Linked DNA regions of Mus musculus: region 1 is linked to region 2. Evidence: chromatin loops called from intact Hi-C (ENCODE). Cell type or tissue: gastrocnemius. All regions are shown on one strand. Each heading gives the region's core, and the rest is flanking DNA. Links, peaks and the distances in the headings are about the cores only. Region 1 holds the start of Plpp1 (phospholipid phosphatase 1). Region 2 holds the start of Gm52034 (a long non-coding RNA gene).

Region 1 (8,506 bases), core at 1-8,000, 130 kb before region 2:
GGCTTAGGAGAGCATATTCCTGAAACTGTAAGGCCAATTACATTACTATAAGATGACTCAGAGGTCAACAGGATGTGTCATGTTGCAAATATAGGCCACCTGGCAGAAAACAGAATTAATAAAACTGCACTGCATATGTGTTTTCCCACTGTACATGATCTTTGTCAGTTTATTTGTTCAATAGAAATTTGAGGCTGACCCGAACTCGCTGCGCAACCCAGACCAGCCTCTAACTCAGGAATCTTCCTATTTTAACCATGTGAGGGATGGGATTACAAACATGAGACAGGGCACCAGGCAACCACATCAACTTCCCTCCAGCCCTGATATGAGGGTTCGTGGCTAATCTCACTGTCTCTGATTATGTCATGTTCCGTGGATACACCTGGGAGGCCTGCTCTTTTCTGAGGGGAAACAGAGGAGTGGATCTGGGGGGGGGGGGTGGGGGGGAGGACTAGGAGCACTGTGCTTGGGTATACTGAAACAAAATTAATTAATTTTAATTAGAAATTACAAAGTATAATTAGAAAGTATAAATCTACCATATGGCTTCATGTTATTAACATTAGCTGTGAGGCCCTATTGTTTTCAGCGCTCCTCATCAATGTTGGGTCCGTAGAAAAGCAACACCATACTTTAGCCAGGCACGGGAGAGCGTGCCGATATTCCCAGCACTGAGGCCGAGGAAGAAGAGGACACAGGTTCCAAACCAGGTTGCACAGCAAGACCCTATCTAGAAAGAAGGAAGAAAGAAGGAAAGGAGAGAGGGAAGAAAGGGAAAGGAAAGAAGGCAGAAAAGAGAGAACGGGGAAATAGTTCATAAACTAATAACTTAAAATAATCTACCCCGATATCTGAAAAGATGTTTCTATAAAGGCTGTTCTTGGTTAGTGACCCGGGCTCTCCCTAGGTAGCCCAAGCTGGTCTTGAACTAAACATTTTCCTACCTCTGCACCACAAGTGCCTGGGCTACAGGTCACCACATCCTAATGGATGTCCTAAGACTGAATCCCGCAGAGTGAATTCCTCAATGAAAGGTGGCGCGGGGGGGGGGGGGGGGGGGGGTCCTTCCAAATAAAGAAGTTTCTTTAAAAAAAAAAAAAAAGGAACTCTTTAAGAAAATGCATTTAAACCGGGCGTGGTGGCACACGCCTTTAATCCCAGCCCTCGGGAGGCAGAGGCAGGCGGATTTCTGAGTTTGAGGCCAGCCTGGTCTACAAAGTGAGTTCCAGGACAGCCAGGGCTATACAGAGTAACCCTGTCTCAAAAAAGAAAGAAAGAAAGAAAGAAAGAAAGAAAGAAAGAAAGAAAGAAAGAAAGAAAGAAAGAAAGAAAGGAAGGAAGGAAGGAAGGAAGGAAGGAGAGAGAGAGAGAGAGAGAGAGAGAGAGAGAGAGAGAGAGAGAGAGAAAATGCATTTAAAAAAAACAGGTACTAAAATTTTAACAATTTTATAAGATTATAGGCACCTAAATGGTCAGGCTGGAAGCAAGAGAGAGGAATAGTCTAGAACAGCGAGATTAAGTTAAAGCCTGGGGAAATTTCCTATCTCTGAGGAACCATTATGCTGATTTGTATCTAGGATGCAAAAGCCACTAGTTCAGTCGCCTTGAAAACTCGCCAGGACTATGTCAGTTACTTAAACCAGAGTCCCACCACCCAAACTTCCAACAGCTTACAACTAGGTAAATTGCCTGACCCAATGGTCTACAAGTGACAGACACGATACAGGAAAAAAAAGAAGAAAAAAGAAAAAGAAAAAAAGTGAAAGCTACCCCTTCCATGCCTATCCCTTGACAAGATGACTCTAGTTTTGGAGGTTTGGGAAGTTTTGTTTTTGTTTCTCCTGAAGGAGAAACAAAACAAAACAAAAAAAAACATCTGGAGACGAAAGACCCCAGAATTGAAGTCTTCCACCAGGGAAATAACCTTAACTTTGCTGTAGCTAAAGAAATTAAAGAAGCTAAAGGCGCTCCGTGCCAGGCTGTCACAGGAGACAGGCACACCAAGGCAAGGGCTGCGCTATAAGCCAATAGCAGGACTTCTACGGGATGGGATGGGGAAAAGCAAGCTTCTTCAGACCTCATCAGGCAGAAACCTGGCCATCTCCATCGCTCCTGCAACCTGACAATTTACAACCTGACGACGCCTTCTAATTAGGAACGTTCTAAACCTTTTATAGACGAAGAAAACTTTCAAGTGCTTCTCACCAAGTTATGATAAGCTGGGCACTGAAGCCTGCCTGCCTGCCTGCCTGCCTGTTCCCAGGGAGGGAAAAGTCCGAGTGTACCGAACCTCCAGCTTCGCTGCAGAACCTGATGAGCCAGAGACCAGGATTCTCTGCACGGTGCAGAGGGAGGAGCCCACCCTGCCTGTTAGAGTGGGCCGGGAAACAGAGGGTAACAGCACAGGCGAGAACAGAGGCCAAGCAGGGCTAGACTCAGCGCACCGGCAGACAGGCAGGGAGAGCCCACGCTGGAGCCAGAGTGTTGGATGCAGAAGCGGGGATCACCCCCACCCCCACCCAGCCCCGGCCCCCCGAGCTGCGCAAACGGCTCCCCACAACTCTCTCCGCAGCCACCGGCGCACGCGCGCGCGCGCACGCCGGGCACACCCACCCCACACCGGTGCGCGGCTCCGCCTGGAAGACCCCCGGGCCGCGGCGCCTACGTACCCAGCAACACGCAAATCACATCGAGGGCCACGTACGGCAGCCGCGTCTTGTCGAACATGGTCACCGGCTGGATGGTGTCACCACCTGGTGCGAGTGGCGGGAGGAACAGACCGCGGCGGTCCAGATACCCAATTCCCAGAGCCCCGCCCTCGGGATGGCGGCCGCCCCAAGCGACTGCGAGCCTCTTAGACTGACGGGAGCAGGGACCAGGGCAGTTTGGATTGGGCCGCCCTGCCACCGAGGGCAATCGTGTCCCGGACTTTTCCCTTCACGGACCCGGTACTGGGCCAGTGGCCGCCGATCTGTCGCCTCAGGCGCCTGCTCTCTCAGTGCTGGCTCGTCGCGGCCAATCGCCCTCCGCTGCCCTGTGCCCTCTCCAACAGGCCGGGCGAGCTCTAAGGATGAGGACTGGAGGAACACCGCTCCTCCCGCCCCAGGCGCGCCGCTCCGGCCAGTGCGCGGTCTCGCCGGCTGCAGCGCGCGGGGACGAAACCCAGGCCAGCGCAGACAGCCAATCAGCGCCATCGGCCCCGCCCCGCCGACTTGCGGAGCCCGCCCCGAATCTGGAAGCTGGTTAACGGGGCGGGGCCAATTGCAGGGATTGGGAGTCCTCTCTTTAGTCCATTCAGCCCTTTAGTGCTAGGCGATGCTTCCTTTAAAGGAGAGCCAGACCCCGATACACCATTCCATAGCTCCTGCTGCCCGCCATCCTTCTCCTCCCATGGGCTCTCCCTCCAAACTGTTTAAATGAGTTACCTCTAAGCCCCTTTCTGTGAGGGGCCTGCACCTTGGCCTTCCTGTTGGTCGTAGCTGAGCTTCATTCTAGCAAGAATCCTTCTTGCCCTCTGGTCATTCTTGATATTCTAATACTTAATATCTGAACCCTCCCGCCTTTGGTGTACGTAAATCCGCAGTCTACCCTTAGCAAGAATACCCCTGCCATTAATGTCTTCTTAGTCATGTTCTGTTCACTGACTTCGAATCTCCAGCTCAGTTTCCGCTAACTGCAAGTCATGTCTCCTACTGCAATAGACTTCGTTGGGACTTCACTTGGGAGGAGTTTGGAGACTTGTTCAATGGTAGAGCTCTGGCTTTAGCACGGAGGGGCCTTATTTTTGATCAGTAGCGCAGCTTCAGCCATGCTCACACAAACAATAGAGTTAACTATGTCTTAAGAAATATCAATGATTCAATAGTGGCAGTCCCCGTACCCATTCCCAGGAGGCCTCCAGAACACATTTAGTAATCTCAGTTTCCAAATGTGTAAAAAGAGGATCTCAATGATCCCCGCTGTCTATTCTAATTAAGAGGAAGTGGTGAGACTCAGAGAAGATAATGTGACAATTGCTTTATAAAGAGTTAAACCACCACTACCAATCTTAACAATACATGGTTTCCTCCTTGCTCAAGACTTTTTTTTTTTTTTTTTTTTTGACAGAGACTCCTTTAGCCCAGGCAGGCCTCACATTCGGCTGTGTAGCCGAAAATGGTCTTAACTCCTGCATCTACCTCCCAAGGCGTTACAGGCATGAGCCAGCACCCCTGGGGTTTTTCTTCTTATAGGAAGATGTAAAATACAAATCACAGAATGTGCCTTCTGTTTTCTCAGGTATTTCCTGCCAAGCATCCCAAAAGACCAGTGAGTGGAAAGATGCTACTTCCCAAGGGGAGTCAGATGTGTTTCCAAGTGCAACTATAAGCCATAAAAATGTGTATTTGTAAAAGTATATTCTTATTTTAAAGATATATGGATTTTTAAATTTCAACTTATTTTAATTGTTTCTAAAAGCTCTCAACAATTTACACGCAAAAAGATGTGGCATTATTATTTATTATTATTATTATTATTATTATTATTATTATTATTATTATTTCGTTGTTTTCCTTACCTCCAGAGTTACAAGAGTCCTAGGTAGCATGGTCATTGTTGTATGCCAGCCCCGCGGCCTACTTGAACCGGGTACACCTGGAAGGCAGGCTGGGGCTGAAAAAGACTTAGACGGCGAGAGAAATAATGAAGCCAAAACGATTCCCTGTTCAAGTCTCGCCAGTTTACTAAGAGAGTGTGCTTATAAGGGGAAGGCCCATCCCCCGCCCAGTCCATTCTTGGTGTCTGGAGCCAGCCTGTAGGCGACATGCAGGATAGGATGTTCCTCCTGAATATCTCAGGGCCCTCTCAGCAGGTAGCAGTGTCTTGGAGGAGACCAGTGGCAATTGACAGAACAATAGAGCCATCTAGGTCGAAAGGCTCCACCCTAGGTAATCTCCGTAGTGGCAGCAAGGTCAAAGTCTGGATCAGCCTGCTTCGAGGCTGGGGGAGGCTACAGGTCATAATACATTTAGATGACTATTTTTTTTAAACTTTTATCAAGCACATACTATGTGCCAGGTATAGTCTAGGCAAGATGGCTTCCCTAAACAGCTTTGAGATGAAGATGTTGGACACGGTGGTATCCACCTGTAGTTCTAACACTGAAGACCGGAAGCGAGAGAATCAGGAATTCCGGGACAACTGCCCATACATGGAAGTTTTTTAGTTCCGCTGATGGGAAATCTCCTTTCAGATAGCTACCATCCTAGTTTGGTTTCTGTTGCTGTATAAAGACCATGAACAGAAGCAACTTGGGGGGCGAAGGGGTTTATTTAAGTTTATAGTTGTAATCTCTCATGAGGGGAAGTCAGGGCAGGAATTAAAGGCAGGAATCTCGAGGTAGGAATCAAGGCTGAGACAGTGGAGAAACTGTTTACTGGCCTGCTCCCCATGGCCTGCTCCCCAGCTTTCTAATACCACCCAGGACCAGCACCACCCACAGTGAGTAGGACCCTCCCAAATCAATCATGAATCAGGAAAATGCCCTACAGACTCTATAGGTCAGTCTGATGAAGGCAGTTCCTTAATCTAGATTCCCTCCTCCCAGATTACTGTAGCTTGTGTCAAATTGAAAACAACAACAACAACAAATGAACTCTGGCCTGGCGTGGTGGCGCATGCCTTTAATCCCAGAACTGGAGAGGCAGAGGCAGGAGGATTTCTGAGTTCGAGGCCAGCCTGGTCTACAAAGTGAGTTCCAGGACAGCCAGGGCTAAACCCTGTCTCGGAAAAAAAATACAAACAAAAAAACAAAACAAAACAAGAACAAAAACCTAGCCAGGACAGGTGGGAACTGATAAATGAGCAGACTATGAATGAGCAGATGTTAACCCTGTTAGGAAACAGGGTGATAGGAATTTAGAGGGCCATGTTCTACCATTTGCCCATCCATAGTTTATCATTGACAAGAGAGAAAGGTTACTTTTATAAAAGAGACCAGGCTGTCATCACATGAACTCAGGTGGTCAAACCTAGCCTCACTGAATTTCAGACAAGACATTGGTTGTGTTAGGTGACATAAAACACAATATACCGTGCATGCATCACCTATAAAGAACTGGTACCAAGAACCTTTCATCCAAGCATAACTGTCTGTAATCCTAAAGTCTAGACTCCAGAGACATATTGGATGATGGAATAAGTCAACTGAAGCTATTATAGATAGCAACCACTCGAAATTAGAAGAAATATCTACTTCTAAAGTGTTTCATTCAAATGTGAAGTTTCAAGAGCGAGGGAAATAGCTAAGTTGGTAAAAGGCTTGTTATGCAAACACAAGGACCTGAGTTTGGATTCGCAGCACCCATGCAAAAATCTGAGCATAGCTAGCCAGACAGTAGCTGGACAGCACACGCCTTTAATCCCAACACTCAGGAGGCTGAGGCAGGTGGATCTCTGAGTTCGAGGCTAGCCTGAACTACAGGCTAAATTCCAGGACAGCCAGAGATGTACAGAGAAATCCTGTCTTGAAAAGCAGAACAGAACAAAACAAAACAAAACAAAACAAAACAAAACAAAACAAAACAAAACAAAGAGAGAGAGAGAGAGAGAGATTCTAAACTATCAGTGAGCACCTGTAACCCCATAACCGAGGAGGTGGGGACATCCGGTTCCTGGAGCTTCCTACCTGGCCAGGCCAGCCTCTCAGGAGCTGCAGGTTCAGTGAGAGACCTTGTCCGAAAGAAATAAAGTAGAGCAGGATTGAGGAAGACAGTGCTTGGTACCTGGCCTACACAAGCACAAACGTGTTCACACAAAACACACACGTGCACACTCACACTTGCTGGCACACCAAACAAACAAACAAACAAAACCAAACAGGTGAATTTTCAAAATATCTTACTAAATGTCAGCACTCATTTCAAGGTTAACTGGACTGCATAACAAGACCTCAATGAAAAAGGAAAGAACAAGAAGAGGAAGAGGAGGAGGAGGAGGAAGAAAAGCTGCACTTTTCTTCCCAGCACTGCAGAGGCAGAGGCAGAAGGATCCTGAGTTCAAGGCCAGTTTAGGCTACTAAAAAGTTATGAGCTAGTCTGGGTTACGGAGTAAGAGACACTCAGTCCTCCAATATCCCTACCCCCCAAAAAAAGCAGGAGCAAATTCTGATCAATGCCCTTGTTCATTATTTATTCCTCCATTTTAATATCATTTAAGAAAAAACAGTTCTATTAGATAATTCACAAGCCAGCAAAATTGCTTAGCACATAAAAGCTCTTGCAGTACAAGCCCAACGACCTGAGCTCAAGCCCCAGAACCAAAAGTGGAAGGAGAGCACTGACTGCTAAAGCTGTCCTCTGACTTCCGCACGTGCACCATGGCACAAGTGGACCCTCCTCATGCACACGTATTATATACACACAATAACAATACGTTGTCTAACTTTTAACTCATCTATCCTACAGTTCACCTGTTGAAAGTATATAGCCTTGACACTTTGAGTATGTTCTCAGAGTTGACGGATCATGATCGATGGTAAGACATTTTGATCAGTCAGGAAAGAAACTTTAGCGCTATTGACGAGTGATCCTTTCGGATTTCTCTTCTCCCATCCTTGGGCCCTAGGCAATCACTTATCTACTTTTCGTATCTATATAATTGCCCACCCTGGTCTTCTTCTCCCTACCCCATCCGCCTGTAATTGTTTAACCGTTGGTCAGCATCTCCCTTTCTCTTCTTCGCAATCACTCATGCCTTTGGCAAGCACCATCCCAGACAGTCTTCCGCTTGAGATCATCTTTAGATTCCATGCATGAGCAAGACCAGACATTAGTTTTCCTTCTGTGCCTGACTTACTTAAGTATGTGTTCTCCAGGTTCCCATGTGTGACAAATTATAGGATTTCATTCTTTTAATAACTAGACTCTCTCCGTCTCTCTCTTGCTCTCCGCTTACATATCTGTTGATCTCATGTCTTGACCAATGTAGACAGTGCTGCCATAAACATGGATGTGCTGATGTCTCTTCAATATACAAGTTTCATCTTCTTTGGATATACATACACCCAGCTGTGGGATTTGTTGGGGGGGAGGTTTATGGGGTAATTTTATTCCTAATGTTCTGGAGAAATTCCATGACAGTTATGCTAATTTACACCCCACAGATAGTATATAAAAATTCTTGTATCACCATATATCCACTGTTCTGAATCTTTTGTCTTTTGGGTACTCATAATTCTAATAGGTGTGAGCTTATTTGCCTTCCCCAACGATTGAGTGATTTGTGCAACTTTCATTGATCTAACAATGTAGTCCAGTCTCAGGACACAGTTGTGAAAGGGTCAAAATGAGCAGGAAAGGACATTTTTCTCAAGTAGCCTGCCACCCACTGAGAAAGCCAGGCACATAGCTGAATGAATGCAGTATTGTACAGAAGTGTGCTGGTGTACAGCAGGCTTACAGACTGGAGTGGGAGCCCTGGAGAGATGCCATAGGGAGGTGACTCTCGGATTCTTTCCTGGCCC
Region 2 (8,561 bases), core at 168-8,167:
TTGCTTTTAATTTCTATATGTGGTACTAAAATTGCCTTTAAAAATCTGCTACCCTATGTAACGGTTGTGCAGCTCGGTCTTCACGTGGGACTCCTAACAGCGGGAGCCGTCTCTGACTCTGTTGCCTGCCTTTGGATCCCTGTCCCCTAACTGGGCTGCCTTGCCTAGACACAATAGGAGAAAATATGCCTAGTCCTACTGCAACTTGATATGCCTAGGAGGGATTATATCCATGGGAGGTCTCTATTTTTCTGAGCCTTGTCTCAGAAAAGGGATGGTGGGAGGGTTGCGGGAAGGAAAGATGAGGAGAGAAGAGAGGAAGCTGTGACTGGGATGTAAAGTAAATTAATATATTAATAAAAAATATGCTGCCTATGTGGCCTTGAACTTCTAGTTCAGACAACTGCCACTTACCTGGCCCGCTTTTGCCATTTTACTGTAATGATTCAGAAATGAAAAAACAAAACTATGAACACTTTTATACAAGCACTGAAGAACATGAGCCTTTTAATCATTCCCCTTAACCGTTTCTGAAGGATTTCTGTATTTTGCCTGTGTATGTCTGTGCACTGTATGTGTGCCTGGTATACTTGGAAGCCAGAAGAGGCCGCCAGTGAGCTGAAACTTGAACCTGGTTCCTCTATAGGAACAAGAGCTCTGAGCTGCCTCTTCCTCAGAACCTATGTTCCCTTCAGGGACTCAGAACTGAAGCAGGACTTCCTGCATGCCATTATCAGATTTATGTCAGGGAGCAGCTATATAGGTCTTTCCTTAGAGATGTTTATCATCTAGGCCGCCCTAGGCCTCGTTCAACTTAGACTCTTACAGCTTGCACAGAGTAGCATCAGCAGAGCTCCCACCCCAAGCAGTTCTCAACCTGTGTGTCATGACCCCCTTGGAGTTGCCTATAATATATCCCACATATCAGATGTTTATATTATGATTCATGATAGTAGAAAAATTACAGTTATGAAGTAGCAACCAAATAATGTCATGGTTTGGGGTCACCACAACATGAGGAACTGTATTAAAGGGTCACAGCATTAGGAAGGCTAAGAACGCTGCTCTAGGCCTTAGCAGCACAAACAGCACCAGCATGAACATCCAGAATGCTATGATTCCACGGGGTCCTTGGGAATGCTGGCTCAGAATGGGTTTAACTAGCATTTTCCGGGTGAAAAGTAAGTTTTGAAGACACACACATATTTTTAAAAATATTTCTAACCACTGAGTCATCCTGCTTCAATATTTCTGATAGAAGGAAACACCGGATGTATAAGGCATCTAGCATACAGTGGAAACTTAGTGTTTGCTGGCAAAAGGAAGGAATAAAGAAAGAAAGGGAAATGAGAAAGAAAAGCACAAAAGAGGACAAGAGAGGAAAATATAAAAGAGGAAGGCAGAGAAGATAGAGAGACACACAAACAAACAGGGAACGACTTAGGGAAGCCATACTCCTTTGTGATTTCAGTTCCAATTGACTAGGCTCACATCCACTTTATACACTAGAGCATCATAGAAAGGCAGCTCCCAGGACAGTCTTAGCAATGCTTGCTTCTGTGTGATGGGATTGAGTTCCTTATGCTTCCAGGCTTCATTCTATAGCTCTTGTACGATCCTCCTCCCAACCTTCCCAATCAGAAACAAAACAAAACACAGTAAGAAAGAGGAGGGAGAGAAGGAAGGAAGAAAATGAACATGATCCTACAGAAGCACAGGCGATTTAAACAAAAACTTAAGGAAAGCCAGCTTATCCTTCAATATCGTGTTTGTATTATAAATCAGAAAAGTAATGTATCTCATCAGAAAAGTTATATATATATATATATACATACACACAGACACACATACATACATATATATACATATACATACACACACACACACATATATATGTATATATATATATACTGCAGATAATGTAAACATTGTTGAGATAATTGCTGGTGTGCTGGGTTCATTACTCAGTAGTACAGCATTTGCTTAGCATGTAGCAGGCTCTGGATTCAATCTGAACACTGCAGAACGAACTAAATGACCCAGCAACATTTTGGTGCATGGCTGAGAAACATGCGTGAATGATGGACATGTGCATTTTGGTTTTGATTCCTTTTGATCTTTACATAAGACAGAATAACAATCACACATGGTATCATTTTCTAATTTTTTCTTTCTTTTTCTTTTTCTTTTTTTTTTTTTTTGATGCTTTAAGATAGGGTCTCTTGTAGCTCAGACTGGCCTGAAACTCACAATCCTCTTGCCTCCCAGCTCCAAGAGCTGGGATTGCAGGCTGTGCCACCGTGCTGCCATGATATGACACGTATCTAGCTTCCTCTGAGAACATTATCTTTAATGTACGTGAGATCCATCTCGTTCCCCAGCAGTGGGATCTCAAGCATGTGTCACTGCACCAACCTCCTCATGGGGTTTCTGGGGATCAAAATCAGGACCTCATGCTTGTAAGGCGAGGTCTTCACAGACTTAAGCTGTCTTCCTAAGACCCCAGACCCATTTCACGTACATTATTAGCATCCGGCCTTTAGCCTGTTGAAAGCCATCTTGACTCTCTTGTTACCACTACTGGCTCCAAGCTCTGGTGGTGGTGATATTATACTGCACCCACAAATTCCTTCTGACTACACCCTTGACCTAACACTGACCAGACAGATAAGGGTTTTGTTTCTGTTTTTGTTTTTTTTGCCTTAACTCTTCATTAACTCTTCATACTTTTTCTGCTCAACAAAATAACTTTGACTTGACCCTGCGGAGTATCAATTACCTCCAAAAGCTCCCTTGGTCTTCGGGCTTCTCTCACTAATGTCAGTGAGAGAGGGAGAAAGTACAATAAAGTACAACGAACTTCCCAGGAGTGGGAAGAAAACAAAACAGACACGCAAACACCCCGGAGCTGACAGGGCTAAAGGGCTAAACTCAGGTGAGCTGAGCAGATACCGACCGAAGGGGAAACGTTTAAAAAGATGTCTAGGGCAGAGGGAGAGAAGGGAAAAGGCACAGAAACCAAGCATTTGAGAGAATAAGAGGATTCCAATGAGACTAGAAAAAAAACTTCATCTAGTGAAGTAACAAAGTCACATGCAAATTTAAGGTGCCTCTAACACTAAGACCAAGAATTTTCTTTCCTTAAGCATTTGGCAAAAATATAGTTCTTTGAGGGACAAAAGAAAGAGGAGAAGGTGGGAAAGTATGGAGAAAATTGGGCCAAGGAGGGAAAAGGAGGGGGAGGGAAAGGAGCAGAGGAGAGAGGGGAGAGATGGGTTTGATGGAGGGAGTAATACAATTTGTATGCTTGCCCCAGCGCAGTGATACCAGCAACAATTGAGGTCCTGTCCATCTAGTTATGACTGCTTGGTGGCAAGCTCTTCATCGTGTAATTCATGGTAGCTTAGCACACTAGCCCTCCTGGGAAAATCAATTTCTCTTTTTCTCCCCCTCCCCTTCCTCTTTTTAGGAAGTTTTAAGATCAAATTTAGGGCCTTGTGCATGCTAAGAACATTGTCTCCCACTGCCTGAATTCTTCTCATTTTTGTTGCCTATATAATCCCAAACTATAAAATCATCAAGCACCGGGTAACCACTTCCAGTTGCTGCCATACGCCAGCATCTATTAAACATTTTACTTTGCCTTGGGAAACGGCTTGAGTCTTCCTCTCTCCTAGGGCCGCAAATACCCACTGTCAACTCAGGCTGATCTACAGTGACAGCATTTGTGGGAGGAGAAATAGAGAGGCTGATTCACAAATGCACAGACTGTAGGTACCCTAAACAGCAAGGTGCCATAATGTATCTTACACACTCCAAGGGTGTGAGGAAGCTGTGCATTTGAGATATCCAATTAATGGTGGCTTGTTAGAGCACTACAACATCCTCAATAGCAAAAGCTTGAATGTTAGGATTTGGTATTTTGAGATGTTTTGGTGTTGAAATGAAAACAGCCCTGTGAGTTTAATAGATGATATCTCTGATAGATCAGATTATTCTCCATTTTGATACCAAGTGGGCAACAGAGTCCTACAAGAGCAGAGCAGCCGAGTGCTGGTAAGTAAGCTGTAGGAGAAAAGTCTGTGTACAGAGCATGCTTAGGGGGTTGGGGCCTGAGTGAGCTCCTGCCTTACGGTGTCACCCTGGGCCTATAAGGAGCAGCAGAAGGAAAGGGGAAACAAAGACACACAGAGAAGGGGAAAGCTAAAAACCGAGCCAAGCCACAGTAGAGGGTTTGCGTAGCAATACACAAGGCCATGGGTTCAATACCCAGAACTGGAAAGAAATTAAAAATCAACCATTTCATAACTTTGTTGGCTGGCTGGGGTGGTCAACTTTCCCAGGGCATAGTCACAGAGCAGTAGGAAAATATGAGGCTACCCTGAGTACCAGCTCATTAGTAGCCTCCAAAAGCCTGAGAAAAGCCTGCTCATTCCCAGTAGAATGTATCGAATAGAACACAGCAGACTTCTAGACCTTTCTGCTCTTCCATTTACTTTTTTATTGTTCATTCTCTCTCCAAACAGGTGACAAAATAGCATCAGAGGGAGGCGTGCTGAAGAAACAGGGGCCTTACTTTTTTATAATGCACCTAAATGATCCACATGCCGATGGCATGCAGCTTACAACGGCACAGCCCTTCCTCCGCCTGCTTTAGACTCCACTTGTCAAAATGCTTGGCCTGCAACCCCTTAGTCTGTGCCAGCTAAAAGTCTTACATGTAAGACGCGAATGCCACCTAGTGGGAGGTAGAAAAATAACACAAGCTAACCGTAGGCCAAGAAATACTCAGACATCAAATGTTGTCTCCCATCATCCTATAGCCAAAGTTTCCCAAGTGCAGGATGACCCTTGACACCACAATCGTGAACGCTGACTGGCTGGTGTATATAGCAATATACAATAGACAAGTATAAGCACTCTAAAGTCCTCACTTTACAAACATGAGATAAAGCTAAATGAACTCAGAGCTGGAAGGGGAGCAGACTGCTAAGAAACATCCAATTATAATATATATATGTGTGTGTGTGTGTGTGTGTGTATGTATGTATGTATATGTATGTATATGCATGTATATATGTATATGTGTATATATATATATATGTATATATATATATATATATATATATATATATATATATATATATATATGTGTGTGTGTGTGTGTGTGTGTGTGTATATACACATACATACATACATACAGAGAGAGAGAGAGATGTATATACACAAGGGGGCACCAGAGCATGGTGACTCAAAGAACTGAAGCTTGATACTAGTTGTCTACATTTTATTTACATGGAAAGTTGGAGACTCTATCCCTCAGCAGGAACAATGTCTTAAAGTACTCACATACTTTTTCTCATCTAATAGTCTCTGCTTTCTCCAGCAGAGATTATCCCACAAGCAGAAGCAACAAGGACTGCTAAGTTCTTACAAGTGGTTGCTCTCCTTTCTTACCAGTTACGCCAGGATTGAAAATAGCGGACTCCTTCCTTTTTGAAGTTTCATTATAGAAAATGTATTTCCATTTAATATACCCTGTTAGATTAAAATTTCAAGGAACTGAACTGCCGACTTGTCATAATGGAATGCACTTTAATGACCTATGACTCATTGTCACAGTGGCCAATTATTTATCACAGAACTTAGAAGCTTCAAGAAAAACTCTAAGCATTCAGTCAGCATTTGTAAGTGGACTACATTCACTAATACTGAAATATACCAGTGAGAATCACAATTATCGATTTCTCTGTTTCTTCTGATAGCCACTGTTAACGACACTTTCTTCAGGGATAAATTTCACACTACCAGTTTTAGCTACAAGAAAAACTGAAACATCAACTATCGGAAGAAATGATAACAATACCGCCAGGATCAGCTCACTGCAATCTTTCTTATCTCCTGGGCTGGAAATAGCTGCAGCTCTTATCTAGACTAACATTCTGCTGATAGCAACGAGGGTAGTCACTGACTGGGTACTGAGGACCTACTAACTCTATGCACCAGGCTCCCTTACCTCAGCTGTGCAGCTCCTCTCAGCCACCCAAGCCTTCCCGACTCCATCTGCACATACTGTATTGTCTACAATACAGCGAGCAACTTTACATGAATGGTGGCAGACTATACATACTGCTCTGCAACTCACTTTTTTCTTTTAACAAAATAACTCGAAGAGTTGTTTCATTTTGGTATGTCATAAGCCCACCTCCTTTTTATTAGATGAAAAATATTTCATTGTATGAACACACTATAATGTAGTTTTTCAGCCCTGGAAGAAAACATATTTTAGTCACTCAATCTTAGCAACGTATATGACCCCACGCAGGCACCGGTTGACGCTGTAAGGCAGTGAGATTCTGCTACCCAGAAACCTCAGAGTTGCCGCTGGGATCTGAGTGGAGGATCACACAAAATTTGTGGGTTAAATTCTTTTTTCTGGTGTACATAAGAATATGTGAGCACAAGTATAAAAAGGCCAGACGTCATCATCAGGTATCTAATTGAACTACCTCTCTCTCTCTCTCTCTCTCTCATTTAGTGGCATATTTGAGATGGTTTGTTTATTTATTTGCTATTTATTGAGACAGTCTCTTACCAGCCTGGAGCTCATCAATTTGGCTGGCCTCGCTAGCCAATGCTCTCCAGAAGCCATCTGTCCCTGCCTCCCTAGTGTGGTGGTTACAGGTACACACCATAGCTCCTGGATTTTATATGGGGGCTCAAGTTTGTGTGACAAATACTTCACTGACAGAGCCTCTCCCCTGGATTTAATCCCCCCTACATCACAATTGTATTCTTCCTGCCGGCAGTAGACAATGACTTCTGTCATAGCTTACTGATAAGATACTTTTCTAATATATGCACTTAAACATTTCTAAACGAGGACACCTCACAATCTCTAACACCGGATGTCTGAATTACTGTTGGCCAGGTGGCAGTGTGCTCGCTACTTCTGGTGGTGTGCTGACATCCGACTGCCAGGCCATCTCTGTCAAACCACTGAAGGAAGGCATGGGAACCGGAAGTGAGAAGGCCTCTCATGACGCCATCTGGTGAGACCGGGACAGTGCAAGGACGGGAACCTGCGCGCGGCCTCAGTGCTGCTGAAGAAACCAAGGAAGGCTGTGTCATCAAAGCCACCCACTCTCTTTCCGGCCAAAGGACAATTGTCCACGTAGGAGGGACACACAACTGGTCTGATGACTAAATCAAAAGCTGATCCAGAAGAGCCAGGGTTTTTAAGTGTGAGGTGTTAATAATGTCTTAACCAATGCACTTTGTTTCTATGATCAACTTGTATAGTTCCATAAGAGACAAATGAGAAGTAACACATACGGTCAAGAGTTCTTCCAGTGAAAACACAGCAAAAATTCCAAGTCCAGTACTGTACATGTATGATACACACGGGCACAGCATGCGTGAGTGAGTGTGTGCGTGTTGTGGGTTGGGGTTTTTGAAATGATCTGATTATGTGTATGGGTGCTTTGTCTGCAAGAATGTCTGTGCACCATGTGCATGGCTACTGTTGATGGAGAACAGAAGAAGGCGTCAGATCTCCTGGGACTGGAATTACGGACAGTTGTGAGCTATCATGTATGTGTGTGCTAGGAATCAAATCCAGGTCCTCTAACAGAACAGTCAGTTCTCTTAACCACTGAACTTCGTTCCAAACCCTCTTTGTCCGTCTGTCTATCAGTGCGTCTTTCTGACCCACTGGCTGACTGACCGACCTACCTACCTACCTACCTGCCCACCATGCAAGTCAAGTCTCAGTATGTAGCCCCAGCTCTCCTGGAACTCACTCTAGACCACACTGGCCTCAAACCCATAGAAATCTGCCAGTTTGTACCTCACAAGTGTTGGGATTAAAAGCACGTGCCACTATGCCAGGCTTTGTATATTTTAAACGCAATTGACAACCAACAGCATCTCAGATTTGATGAAATATTCCAAATCCCATGTTACATCATTCAGGAACATTTTAGTTTTTCTCACAGATTTTGCACATTCCTGTTAAAACTACTGCAAGCGTATTTTATATATTTTTCTATCTCATTTTCTCATCTTTTTTTCCTCTCTTTCTTTCTTCATTTATTTATCTAGAGTGTGAACACACAAGTGCTATTGTATTTATCTGCAGGTCTGAACACTTTCTTTGGGTAAGTTCTCTCCCGCCATCCTGTGAATCCTGGGGATTTAACTCAAGTAGTCAGGCTCAGTGGCCTTTTCCTGCTGAGCCATCTTGCTGGTGCCTCGGGGCTTTTTGCATGTTACTTCTTTCTTTTCTTTTCTTTTCTTTTCCTTTTTCTTTTTCTTTCTTTTTTTTTTTTAACAGACTAGGTATGAGTAAGTAGCCCAGGCTGGCCCCAATCTCACAATCTTCCTGCCTCTGCCTCTTGAGTGCTAAATGCTAGGAATGGGCCATCACACATTTGGTCTTATTTTTGCCTATTTTGTAAGTAATCACTTTGTGTATGTGTGCCCACAAGTTTGTATATGCATTGAGGCCAGAGGAGGGCAATTATCTTCCATCTTGTTTCTAAGAGGCAAGGTCTCTTTCT

What was found. Peaks named below come from ENCODE experiments on the same cell type or tissue, not always from the same donor. Only the 100,000 strongest peaks of a DNase experiment are listed, where the experiment ranks them.
Region 1: a loop joins it to region 2, with 2.7 times the contacts of the local background. A loop is called at or near these places in 7 of 42 quality-filtered maps.

What each region holds. Positions count from the first base shown.
Region 1 is chr13:112,795,433-112,803,938 of GRCm38, reverse strand. Plpp1 (phospholipid phosphatase 1) reads right to left here and starts at 3,162. Exons shown (of 6, transcript NM_008903.2): 1 at 2,673-3,162. The coding sequence starts at 2,730. Gm41067 (a long non-coding RNA gene) reads right to left here. Exons shown (of 3, transcript XR_873969.2): 3 at 4,568-4,666. In gastrocnemius, for the core only: no CTCF peak of the experiment used is centred there; DNase peaks (open chromatin) are centred at 2,058, 2,733 and 3,175; H3K4me3 peaks cover 3,580 bases; H3K27ac peaks cover 3,235 bases.
Region 2 is chr13:112,670,399-112,678,959 of GRCm38, reverse strand. All of the region lies in intron 2 of Slc38a9 (solute carrier family 38, member 9), which reads right to left. Gm52034 (a long non-coding RNA gene) reads left to right here and starts at 5,593. Exons shown (of 2, transcript XR_003950560.1): 1 at 5,593-5,687; 2 at 6,932-8,561. In gastrocnemius, for the core only: CTCF peaks have their summits at 598 (motif pointing right) and 4,742 (motif pointing left); a DNase peak (open chromatin) is centred at 4,684; H3K4me3 peaks cover 331 bases; H3K27ac peaks cover 577 bases.